Regions from separate parts of the Homo sapiens genome. Here all the other regions are linked to region 3. A link is a contact called in ENCODE Hi-C or POLR2A ChIA-PET data. All regions are on one chromosome and are shown on one strand. Each heading gives the region's core, a stretch centred on a gene start or an enhancer-like site at or near the end of the contact. The rest is flanking DNA. Distances are from core to core; before and after follow the strand shown. Region 1 holds the start of RSPH9 (radial spoke head component 9). Region 2 holds the start of POLH (DNA polymerase eta). Region 3 holds the start of CNPY3-GNMT (CNPY3-GNMT readthrough). Region 4 holds the start of TAF8 (TATA-box binding protein associated factor 8).

Evidence for each region. A loop is a pair of places that touch in the nucleus more often than their neighbours do. ChIA-PET counts read pairs that join two places held with the same protein, here RNA polymerase II (POLR2A). Pooled maps may share reads with other maps.
Region 1: a pooled map shows a loop between it and region 3 (4-fold over the local background). The contact joins the promoter of RSPH9 here to the promoter of CNPY3-GNMT in region 3. A Hi-C loop is called at or near these places in 1 of 50 pooled maps. POLR2A ChIA-PET finds 5 or more read pairs at or near these places in 3 of 52 experiments (GM12878, HEK293 and activated CD4-positive, alpha-beta memory T cell).
Region 2: a loop to region 3 is called in a map of naive thymus-derived CD4-positive, alpha-beta T cell, with 14 times the contacts of the local background. The contact joins the promoter of POLH here to the promoter of CNPY3-GNMT in region 3. A Hi-C loop is called at or near these places in 1 of 168 maps with a recorded cell type or tissue (naive thymus-derived CD4-positive, alpha-beta T cell) and 11 of 50 pooled maps. POLR2A ChIA-PET finds 5 or more read pairs at or near these places in 3 of 52 experiments (GM12878, PC-9 and activated T-cell).
Region 4: a map of naive thymus-derived CD4-positive, alpha-beta T cell shows a loop between it and region 3 (28-fold over the local background). The contact joins the promoter of TAF8 here to the promoter of CNPY3-GNMT in region 3. A Hi-C loop is called at or near these places in 2 of 168 maps with a recorded cell type or tissue (CD8-positive, alpha-beta T cell and naive thymus-derived CD4-positive, alpha-beta T cell), 2 of 37 single-sample maps with no recorded cell type and 10 of 50 pooled maps. POLR2A ChIA-PET finds 5 or more read pairs at or near these places in 5 of 52 experiments (A673, CD4-positive, alpha-beta memory T cell, H1 and 2 more).

What each region holds. Positions count from the first base shown.
Region 1 is chr6:43,643,526-43,646,336 of GRCh38, forward strand. It overlaps RSPH9 (radial spoke head component 9), which reads left to right and starts at 1,511. Exons shown (of 5, transcript NM_152732.5): 1 at 1,511-1,800. The coding sequence starts at 1,574. RefSeq lists a silencer at 930-1,118.
Region 2 is chr6:43,574,928-43,577,627 of GRCh38, forward strand. It overlaps POLH (DNA polymerase eta), which reads left to right and starts at 1,258. Exons shown (of 11, transcript NM_006502.3): 1 at 1,258-1,513. It overlaps XPO5 (exportin 5), which reads right to left and starts at 1,111. Exons shown (of 32, transcript NM_020750.3): 1 at 833-1,111. The coding sequence starts at 937. RefSeq lists a silencer at 1,058-1,257 and an enhancer at 1,278-1,527.
Region 3 is chr6:42,928,100-42,930,799 of GRCh38, forward strand. CNPY3-GNMT (CNPY3-GNMT readthrough) reads left to right here and starts at 1,381. Exons shown (of 5, transcript NR_134892.2): 1 at 1,381-1,622. It overlaps CNPY3 (canopy FGF signaling regulator 3), which reads left to right and starts at 1,381. Exons shown (of 6, transcript NM_006586.5): 1 at 1,381-1,622. The coding sequence starts at 1,472. RefSeq lists enhancers at 774-1,275, 860-909, 920-969, 1,276-1,777, 1,420-1,679 and 1 more.
Region 4 is chr6:42,049,129-42,051,828 of GRCh38, forward strand. TAF8 (TATA-box binding protein associated factor 8) reads left to right here and starts at 1,396. Exons shown (of 9, transcript NM_138572.3): 1 at 1,396-1,458; 2 at 2,229-2,385. The coding sequence starts at 1,414. It also overlaps a transcript of CCND3 not described here. RefSeq lists enhancers at 1,019-1,570, 1,352-1,901, 1,571-2,122.

The sequences.
Region 1 (2,811 bases), core at 261-2,760, 720 kb after region 3:
GCCCAGGCTGCAGTGCGGTAGCATGATCTTGGCTCACTGCAATCTCTGCCTCCCAGGTTCAAGCCATTCTCCTGCCCCAGCCTCCCGAGTAGCTGGGATTACAGCTGTGGGCCACCAAGCCCGGCTGTTTTGTATTTTTAGTAGAGACAGGGTTTCACCATGTTGGTCAGGCTGATCTCATAACAATGCCTTCCTAAACAATGCCTAAGCCTGGGCGTGGTGGTTCACACCTGTAATCCCAGCACTTTGGGAGGCTCAGGTGAGTGGATCACTTGAGCTCGGAGTTCAACACCAGCCTGGCCAACATGGCAAAACCCCGTCTCTACTAAAAATACAAAAAATATTGGGTGTGGTGGCACACACCTGTAGTCCCAGCTACCTGGGGGGCTGAGGTGGGAAGATCACTTGAGCCCAGGAGGTTGAGGCTGCAGTGAGCTGAGATCACACACCACTACACTCCAGCCTGGGTGACAAAGTGAGACCCTGTCTCAACCCCCGAAAACCAACAATGCCCAGACAATCAAAAAAGTAATTATCTGGGTTATTTACACACTTATTTATCAGCTGGGGCCCAGGTCATTCTGATTTCCTGAGTGCTCTTCAAAGGAATCCAGAAATGAAAATATCAACTAGCAACATTAACGATAAAGCCCATCTCCTGTGGCAACAAGCTTGCTGAGGAACCTGTTTGTTTGTCCTTGGCTGGGGACTCAAGAAGTGAATGTGGAGAAGTGATCTAGCCCAGGGAGTGAAGCTCCAGTTGCAGTGAGGTTCTGGCCTTTCATCTCTTGCTACCATTTGGATCTAAAAACAACAGTTGGTGGTAGTTGGTAGTTGATGAGAAAGGTGGTAGTTGATGAGAAAGTGTAGTCTATAAAAGTCCCCCTTTTTGTATCTCTCTCCTCACCCTCCTTTCCCAAGGTGTTACCCTATACCTTGCCCCCATTGCCTAGATTTTCATTTGTCACTTAGAATATTTCTATGGAAAGGGTAGATAAAGAAGACAGCTGGTGAAGATGGAAGAGAATGGATGGACCTCATTCTGTAAGACCTGGCTTGGGGTGGGGTGCGGGTGGAGGTAGTCGGGTTGACAGAATCTTAATTAGAGCCAGGAGGAATCTCAAATTCTTCACAGATCATTCTGAGGTCAAGAAGTGACATGACTGGGGTGAAATAGTACAGTTAGTGTCAGTGTTGGGGTTTTGTATTGTTTTCTTTCCAGACCCCAGGTCCATATACAGTAAAGACTCTAAATGTCGACTATGTGAAAGGGCTCAGGGAAGGCCAAATATCTATGGAAAAAGGCTGGGTTTGGACTTACAACCCCAACTGTAGCCTAACTGTAGGGGAAGCCATACTGTGGCCGTGGCAACTGAAGACATCCCGTCCCAAACTCTGGAAAGGATGAGGGAGGGGGCTGATGCCTAGGCCTCCGTGGGGAGGAGGTCTGGGCGGTAGGCGGTGGGGTGGGTGGAACCTAGCGTCCAGCTAGGCGGAAGGGCGGAGCTTCAGGTCTCCATGGAGGCGGCTTCTCCTAGCAACTCGACGGGCGTTGAGCGGAGCCGCTGACCTGATGGACGCCGACAGCCTCCTGCTGTCTCTGGAGCTGGCGTCCGGCAGTGGGCAGGGCCTCAGCCCGGACCGTCGGGCCTCGCTGCTCACGTCTCTTATGCTGGTTAAGCGCGACTACCGCTATGATCGGGTTCTCTTCTGGGGCCGCATCCTTGGCCTCGTCGCCGATTACTACATCGCGCAGGGCCTGAGTGAGGACCAGCTCGCACCGCGCAAGACGCTCTATAGGTGAGGAGGCCCCCGGGACGGGCTCCCCAGAGGGTGGCTACCTGGAGGCAGGGCGGGGTGGGCGGGTCGCAGCAATTGAAAGGGGCGGGGCCCATGGGGCCAAGGGAGGTGTGGGCGGGATCTGAGATGAGTGGAATGGGGGAGACCCTGGGGGGCGGGCCTGGGGACGGTCAAGAGGTGGTTGAGGGAAAGGGCGGGGATGGGGATGTCTCGGAATCTGAGGCTAGGGCGGAGCCTGAGAGGGCGGGGCAATGGACGGGCGATGTCCCCCGGAGGGCGGGGCCTTGCGAGAGCTTGTTCTCCGCCTGAGGAGGCCAAGAGAAACTTACATGCGGATGGGTTTATAAGAGAGACAGGGCCAAGAACGCAGGTGAAGCAGTGGGAAGGTTTCTGGAAAATGCGGACCTGGAGAAGAAGCCAGGTTCCAGCCAAGTGCTGGGCCTGGCTCAGTTTGGAGAAGGCTCAGTTTGGAGAAGAGTCAGACGCCAGAGGGAGAGGGTGGTGCTCTTTGATAGAGGTATCTGCTCTGGAGCTGGAGGCGCTTTTGGAAATAGAGAACGAATGCGGAATGGGGAGAGAGCTGGGGAAAATTCCCTGGTCACTACCATACAGGACCATCCAGCTATTTATTTATTTATTTTTGTTTTGAGGCAGAGTCTTGCTCTGTCACCCAGGCTGGAGTGCAGTGTCGCTATCTTGGTTCACTGCAACCTCCGCCTCCCGGATTCAAGCGATTTTCCTGCCTCAGCCTCCCAAATAGCTGGGATTACAGGCACGTGCCACCACACCTGGCTATTTATTTATTATTATTATTATTATTATTTTAGACGGAGTCTCGCTCTGTCGCCCAGGCTGGAGTGCAGTGGCTCGATCTCGGCTCACTGCAAGCTCCGCCTCCTGGGTTCACGCCATTCTCCTCCCTCAGCCTCCCGAGTGGCTGGGACTACAGGCGCCCGCCACCATGCCCGGTTAATTTTTTTTTGTATTTTTAGTAGAGACGGGGTTTCACCG
Region 2 (2,700 bases), core at 8-2,507, 650 kb after region 3:
TTTTGAAGTTAACATCACTTTAAAAATGTACAGCACAAGTATTTTCTCCTAAATGGCCATTTCTCACAGCCCACACACGTTGTTTTATGGGCAAGTAAGCTTGAATTGTATTAACACCCCCAAACTGCAACATAAGTCAGTCCCAAGAGCAGAGCATTCGGGTCTCACGCAAACTACTTTCAGGAAACCAAAGTGCCCTTGTTAAAATGCAAAGTAAGTGGTAGAAGTTATCTTTGCGCAAAATAGCCTAAAAATATTACACTCAAAAACATGGGAGAAGTAGGGGTGCGAGAATTTCCCCGGAAAATGTCCAAGACACAAACGAAAGTTAGCGAGATGTTAAAGCATATAAGCATAAGGGTACCAGAGGGGCTGGAGCTCGGTCAGGGCCAGGGGAGTGGGCCAGCAGGAAAACGTTTAGTGCAGGAGAGACCATAAAGAACGAAGCTGGTGTTGGGGGCGGGATCTACACGTGCGCCTCGGGAAGGCGAGGGGATGTCGGGCTTGGGGAATGAAAATGGGCGAGGGTCATGTTGCGGACAAGAGTGCACAGAAGCGAGGAAAGGGGGAGGAGAGGGCTGTGGGAAGCTGCGGCGAGATGAGAAGCAGCATAGGGACCGGAGTGTCCCAGGCAAAGGACAGGAGCGGCGAGTAGAGAAGGCGGCGATTTGGGAGAGGCGCGGAGGGCCGCGAGGGGAAGGTCCCGGGGAGTTGGGAAAGGAGGTCCAGGGGCCGCGTGGGCGGGAGACTACCCCAGTTACAGGCGGCGCCGGAGCTGCTGGGGCTGGGAGAGGGTGTCGGGACCGGCCCAGGACGCCAGGACCCCAGCTACCTTGAGGGCTTCCAGCCGGTAGCGCTGGGTGGAGTTGGGGTCCATCATGACCGTCACCGCTTTCACCAGCTGCTCGCACAGCGCGTTTACTTGATCCATCGCCATGCCTAGCGCCACGCGCCGAGAGCGCACACCACTGCAGTCCCGGGACCACGAGGCACGACAGCTCCCTCGGCGAGACCACCCGTTGGTACCGGGCCGCGGCGGGCGGCGGGGGTGGGAAGCTGGAGGAGGAGCGTTAGCAGCAACTCGCGCTGGGAAGAAGCCGGCGCTGCGCACGCGCCCGGCCCGCCACTGCGCACGCGCCCGCGGAAGTGGCGGCTCCCGTGTGCAGGTTGAGCCTAGGTGGGCGGGGCGGGAGGCGGAAGGGCCGCGGTGCGCAGCCGCGTCAACGGCCCTTCGCAGCGGGCGCGCTGTCAGACCTCAGTCTGGCGGCTGCATTGCTGGGCGCGCCGCTCTCGTCTGATCCCTGCTGGGGACGGTTGCCCGGGCAGGATCCTTTACGATCCCTTCTCGGTTTCTCCGTCGTCACAGGGAATAAATCTCGCTCGAAACTCACTGGACCGCTCCTAGAAAGGCGAAAAGATATTCAGGAGCCCTTCCATTTTCCTTCCAGTAGGCACCGAACCCAGCATTTTCGGCAACCGCTGCTGGCAGTTTTGCCAGGTGTTTGTTACCTTGGTAAGAAAATTTAGAACCGTTCGCTGTCACTGTGTTCAGACTTTCTATGTTGCCTTGGCTATTGGTTTTATAATGTAGCAGTGACTGGGCCAAGGTTGCGTGAAATATAAATCATGCTAACAGGGATAAGGCCCTGGTACTGTCTTCTAAGATTTTTCTTGTAGAAAAAAGTATGTTTTTCCCTGTAGTTGTTAAACCTCTCTCTTGGAATTACTTTCCTGGATGTATTATTACCTGGTGGGCACTAAACTTGTTTTGTGCGGATTGGGGTAACTCGAGATGTTTAAAGGGAATAATTGCAATCAGTGAAGGTTTGTGCAGTTTTGATAATTGGCCAAGTGCTATGTATAAGGTTTCAAAGTAGTGTAATCCTTATCCAAAAGCATGGCTTGGGCAGAAAGTCTTCTTCATTTTCCATCTTTATAAAGCTCTTGGCCGGGCGCGGTGGCTCACGCCTGTAATCCCAGCACTTTGGGAGGCGGAGGCGGGCGGATCACCTGAGGTCAGGAGTTCGAGACCAGCCTCACCAACATGGTGAAACCCCGTTTCTACTAAACATACAAAAATTATGTTTGCATTTTTAGTATTTTTATACAGGCGTGGCGGTGCGCGCCTGTAATCCCAGCTACTCGGGAGGCTGAGGTGGGAGAATCGCTTGAACCCGGGAGGCGGAGGTTCAGTGAGCCGAGATCGCGCCTTTGCACTCCAGCCTGGGCGACAGAGCGAAACTCCGTCTCAAAAATAAATAAATAAAGCTCTTGCTTTCTCCAGTAAATACATAAACGGAAAACCTCAACAGCTTTATTATCTGTTAAAGTCTGCATGTCTGTTTTTGTGATTGTGTGCTTAGTAAATTGTGTGCTGAACATAAATCACTGCTTCCTATTCTTGCTCCACTTCTGGTATTTGGATCTAATATGGTGCTTAGCCTGTGTTTTTTTGTGTTACAATACTATTTGTTGGCTCAGTCTGTTCCAGTACTACTGAAAAGCCACTTCAAAGTAGAGGGACTTCTGGCATGTTATAGTTTTAACTTGTAAATGTTTAAAGTATCACATTCTGCCTGTTTTAGGCGTGGTCGATTGGAATTTATAAGGAATTAATGCTTTGACTGCTCTGATTTTAATTATTTTTCTTTCCACTCACCTTCCTGCTTTGCAGTTGTAAGACGTTTTTTTTTTCAAGGT
Region 3 (2,700 bases), core at 131-2,630:
GCCTCCACCTCCCGAGTAGCTGGGATTACAGGCGTGTGCCACCACGCCCGGCTAACTTTTTGTATCTTTAGTAGAGATGGGGTTTCAGCATCTTGGCCAGGCTGGTCTTGAACTCCTGACCTCGTGATCCACCTACCTCGGCCTTCCAAAGTGCTGGAATTATAGGCGTGAGCCACCAAGCCCGGCCTCCTCTTTATTTTTTATTTTGATTTATTTATTTTTGAGATGGGGGGGGTGTCTCGCTATGTTGACCAGGCTGGTCTCGAACTCCTGGCCTCAAGCAGTTCTCCCTTCTTGGCCTCCCAAAGTGCTGGGATTACAGACATTAGCCACGGCGCCTGGCCTTTTTCTTCTTCTTCTTCTTTGTTGAGACAGGGTCTCAATCTGTTGCCCAGGCTGGTCTCCAACTCCTGGGCTCAGGTGATCCTTCCGCCTCGGCCTCCCAAAGTGCTGGGATTACAGGCGTGAGCCATTAAGTGTTCCCCTTAATGACACAGCAGATGAGAGTTTTACTGAGTATCTCCTTGTGCCAGGCACCCTGTTGTTGCTGGGGAAGCGGAAGGGAGAGACAATCGTTAATCGGCTAAATTTCTGCCTTCTGAGAGCTCAGAATCAAGAAATAAATAATAGGGCAGTAAAAGGGGCTGGGATTACATACAAAAAGAAAATTAATGCCTGAACTTTTTACAATCTGCTCGATAAGCTTTAATTCTATTAACCTATTTGAGCTTCCCAACAACAGGCAAGCTCCCACAGCAGCTAGGAGGATCACTTTGTCGTCATACAAATAGAAACAGGCTCAGAGAGGAAGTCATTTGTTCTAGTTCTCACTAGGACAAATCTACTGGCTACTAAAAAAGTGTGAAGGCTGGGGACAGTTTGAGTCGTCCTGCTTGCACCTTAAGCGCCTACAAGAGTGCCCGGCTATAACAACCACAATACCAATAATAAAATTTAAAAACAGATGTTCAGTAAGGACTTGCGGCATTAGGACCCCAGGAGGGAAGTGACGTTCGAGGAGGCGGAGAAAGCCGCGAAGACGGCCTTCCCCACATCTTCCAGCACCTGCGCGCCTGAATCCGTCCCACCCAGGCCCAGACGCAGGCTTCTTCTCGGGTCTTGGTCCTGCATCCTCTCTCTCCCAGAGCCTCCGTTAGGGGGTGGGAAAGGACTTTGCCATAGGTCGCTGAGGCCACCATCTGCTCTCTTACTGGCCAAGGGCGTAAAAAGATAGTCTTCCCATTAGCTAGAGAGCAAACCCCAGAAAGCCTATTGGCTGCGCCGTCCGCGGGCCTTGGTCCGCTTTGAAGGCGGGCTGCGGCTGCGAGAGGAGGGCGGGCGGGAGGCTAGCTGTTGTCGTGGTTGCTCGGAGGCACGTGTGCAGTCCCGGAAGCGGCGAGGGGAAACTGCTCCGCGCGCGCCGCGGGAGGAGGAACCGCCCGGTCCTTTAGGGTCCGGGCCCGGCCGGGCCATGGATTCAATGCCTGAGCCCGCGTCCCGCTGTCTTCTGCTTCTTCCCTTGCTGCTGCTGCTGCTGCTGCTGCTGCCGGCCCCGGAGCTGGGCCCGAGCCAGGCCGGAGCTGAGGAGAACGACTGGGTTCGCCTGCCCAGCAAATGCGAAGGTGAGGAGGCGGGGCCCGTGGGGCGTATCCTGCCGGAGGGGCTGGCTCCAGCGGTGGTGCTTGCGGAGCAGCGTCGGGGGTTGCAAGGTTCCGAGCTCTGCAGGGTGTCTTCCTTCCTTGAACAGGCTTGCGCCGGGACGCTGCGGCGGACGAGAGATCTGGTCCCGGTACCCCTGGAGTTCACACATTGGTAGAAACAAGCAATGATAATTCAGAGTAGTAGATGCCATGATAGGGGAGGTACAGAGCTTCCTTTTGGGGGCCGGACGAGGAGCATCTGGTCTAGCCTGGAGTGGGGGAGGGGGTGGGCGAAGGCTGTGTGCAGAGGGGAGTCAAAGAGGGCTTCATACAGGAAGCACGAAGAGGCATTAGGAGTTAGCCGGATGAAGAGAAGTGGAAAGAGAGGGGCCCACTCAGGAAACTACAGAGGCAGAGGCCTGCCGGCTGAGAAGCTAAGAACGAGTTTGAGGAACTGAAAAGCTCCAGATGACTCATCTTGGGGGAAAAAAACCTAAGACTTTCCCCTTTTGCCCTCACTGCAACCCAATCTGTGTAGTTGTCTGTTGCACCCACTAACAACTCCTCGAAGGCAGGAATTTTTGTCTTAGATACGTATTCACACAGTGTCTGGTAGGCACTCAATAAATGTTTTGAGAATACAGATGATTAAATGGGAGACTGTGGGTGTGTGTGAGGAGGAGGATCTGGATCTGAGGAGCCCTTTGGGGGAACAATAGAGCCTATGGGGAACTTGAAAGAAGATTTTAGGACTTTGGAGAAAAGGTGAGTCCCAAAGACATAGGCGTTGAGGAACTACAGAGAGAGAGAGAGAGGGAGCTACCAGCGAGCCAGGACTATAAAGGACCTATTTCTTTTTCCTCAACTCCGTCCCTTAGTTTTCTCCTCAGACCTTACAGTCATGCCTGCCTTCCTAGCCCCGTAACCCCAGGGCCCCCAGAAAGTTGGCTGTGAATCTCTCATCTGAATTGAAAGCCTACATCAGGCCAGATGTTCCCTAAACACTGGAAAGTGGGTTTGGGGTAAGTTTCGGACACATAATCCTTCCATTAGAGAGATT
Region 4 (2,700 bases), core at 146-2,645, 880 kb before region 3:
GGATTCAAGCTATTCTCCTGCCTCAGCCTCCCGAGTAGCTAGGACTACAGGCGCACGCCGCCACGCCCGGCTAATTTTGTGTATTTTTAGTAGACACGGGGTTTCACCATGTTGGTCAGGCTGGTCTCGAACTCCTGACCTGAGGTGATCCACCCGCCTCGGCCTCTCAAAGTGCTGGGATTACAGGCGAGAGCCACCGCGCCCGGCCGATTTCTTGACTCTTACTACACGTCAGGCACTGTGACAGACTCTTTCTGTGTATCATCTCATCTTTCCCCCAGCTTTACAGAAGAGGAAACTGAGACACACTGAGGATTAAGGTCAAGTGCCCGAAGTACCATAGCTGGCTAGTGTTAGGATCCAAGCCCAGAATCTGCGTCCTGCCAGGCACCTGCAAATGGGGACGAACACGGCGCAGCTAGAGGGGCTGACAGGCTAGGGAGAAAACCACTGGTAGCCGCGGGCACCCCACGCCCTGGGAGTGAGGCGGCAAGGGACAAGTCTCCCGCCCCCTAGACTTGCCTCGCAAATACTTGCGGGTCGAGGGCGCGAAGGCAGCAGGATGCAGCGATAGACTTGGACTAGGTGGTCCAGGCTCTACTTCCAAGTGGGCCATTGACAGGCGGGGCGGCCCTCAGCACAAAATCACCAGGCTGGATGCTCCAGGGTTTCCCAACATTACTCGCTCAGAAGAATCATCTGGGGAGCTCCTTAATGAGAAAGATTCCCAAGCCCCTCTTCCAGAGAGTGAAGTCACTGGGATTGGGCTGGGCCCAGCCAGGTGTTACTAATAATAAGACAAGTTTGGAAAACCCTGCGAGTGTAGATGATCTCCTGGTATGCTCTTTATAAGAACCGATTTTCATATTAAAATAGGTTTCTTTTAACTCAGTGAAACCGGGCGCGTTTTCCTGGCCCACAACCAAGCCACTGAAGGCCCCAGAACACTTCACTCTCAAAAGGTCACGTGAGGCTGGCGCGGTAGCTCACGCCTGTAATCCCAGCACCTTGTGAGGCCGAGGCCGCGGACTGCTTGAGCTTAGGTGTTCGAGACCAGCCTGGCCAACATGGCGAAACTCGGTCTCTACTAAAAATACAAAAACTAGCGGGGCGTGGTGGTGCCCGCCTGTAATCCCAGCTACTCCGGAGGCTGAGGCGGGAGGATCGCTTGAGCCTGGGAGGTGGAGGTTGCAGTGAACCGAGATCGCGCCATTGCACTCTAGCCTGTGAAACGGAGCAAGACTCTGTATCCAAAAAAAAAAAAAAAAAGTCACGTGAGCCGGGGTCACCGGAGGCGTCCCCCAACCGACTGGGCTTCGGAAAACCAAGGGGCGCACGCCGCCCCGCCCCGCCCCGCCCCGCGACTACAAGTCCCATCGCGCCCCGCGCTCGCGCACACTACGCCAGAACAAGATGGCCGACGCGGCGGCCACAGCTGGGGCCGGTGGCTCCGGAACGGTAAGGGCAGGAAGCGCGGGCTCGGAGCCGAGAGAGTTTGGGTATCCTGCAACTTTCCCCTCGACTGAGCAACAAGATAATGCCCAGAAATTCAGCCCCATCATGAGCTCCGACTGGCGGAGGGTGTTTTCAGGCCGTAGGCGCCCCCTCCTTGGGACTTGGCTGCGGCCTCCGGAGTTGGCGGACCTGTGTCTTGATTGGCTCGTTCGCTGTTGGGGGTTGGGAGCCCGGAACACCCCCGATTGGTCTGAAGATGCCGTTTTCGCCTTCTTATTGGCCGGCCAAAGTTGAAAGGCATTCCCGTTTCAAAATATTTAGCTTTCTTACTTTTTTGTGCTTTTATCTTTTGCCCTCCTCTCCTCGCGGTCACCTCTTGTTACTGTTTTCATTTTCCCTTTCAATGAAATGGTGTGAAGATGGGAGGCACAAGAGAGGGATCCTGTTTTTTCTGCGGGACACGTCTTAATCCCATCATGCGTGTTTCTTCAGCTATGTATTCTAATAATCTGCTAAAGTAGAAAGTAAAAGACCTGCTATTTTATCTCATTGGGACTGTACGTTTTAGGTAAGCGGAGAAGTGGTCTCTGTATTTAAAGCACCTTGGGTGCTCAATTTTTACTCAGTTGGCCAAGATCTGTAAATCTAAACATTAAGCACTGATTTTTAAAATAAAATTATTTAGTAAAATAACTTTGCTTGCCGTTGACCACGTATGAACTATGTGATTGCATCCTTCTCCTGTGGATGAAAATCTCTCTGCTGATTCACAGAGATCGGGAAGTAAACAGTCCACTAACCCTGCCGATAACTATCATCTGGCCCGGAGGAGAACCCTGCAGGTGGTTGTGAGCTCCTTGCTGACAGAGGCAGGGTTTGAGAGTGCCGAGAAAGCATCCGTGGAAACGCTGACAGAGATGCTGCAGAGCTGTGAGTACATGGAAACACTTGGCCTTGGAGTCAACCCCAACATCAGTTCTGTGCCCTGCTTTGTGATAGTGTTTGAGAGGATTTAAGAAACAAACTTTTTTCTTAAGAGGGGAGAAAAAAAATTTTTTTTAATGTAAAAAGTTGAGAAAAGAAAACAGCACAATGGGCCGAGCGTGGTGGCTCACGCCTGTAATCCCAGTACTTTAGGAGGCTGAGGCGGGTGGATCACCTGAAGTCAGGAGTTCAAGACCAGCCTGGCCAACGTGGCGAAACCCCGTCTCTACTAAAAAACACACAAAAAAATTAGCTGGGCGT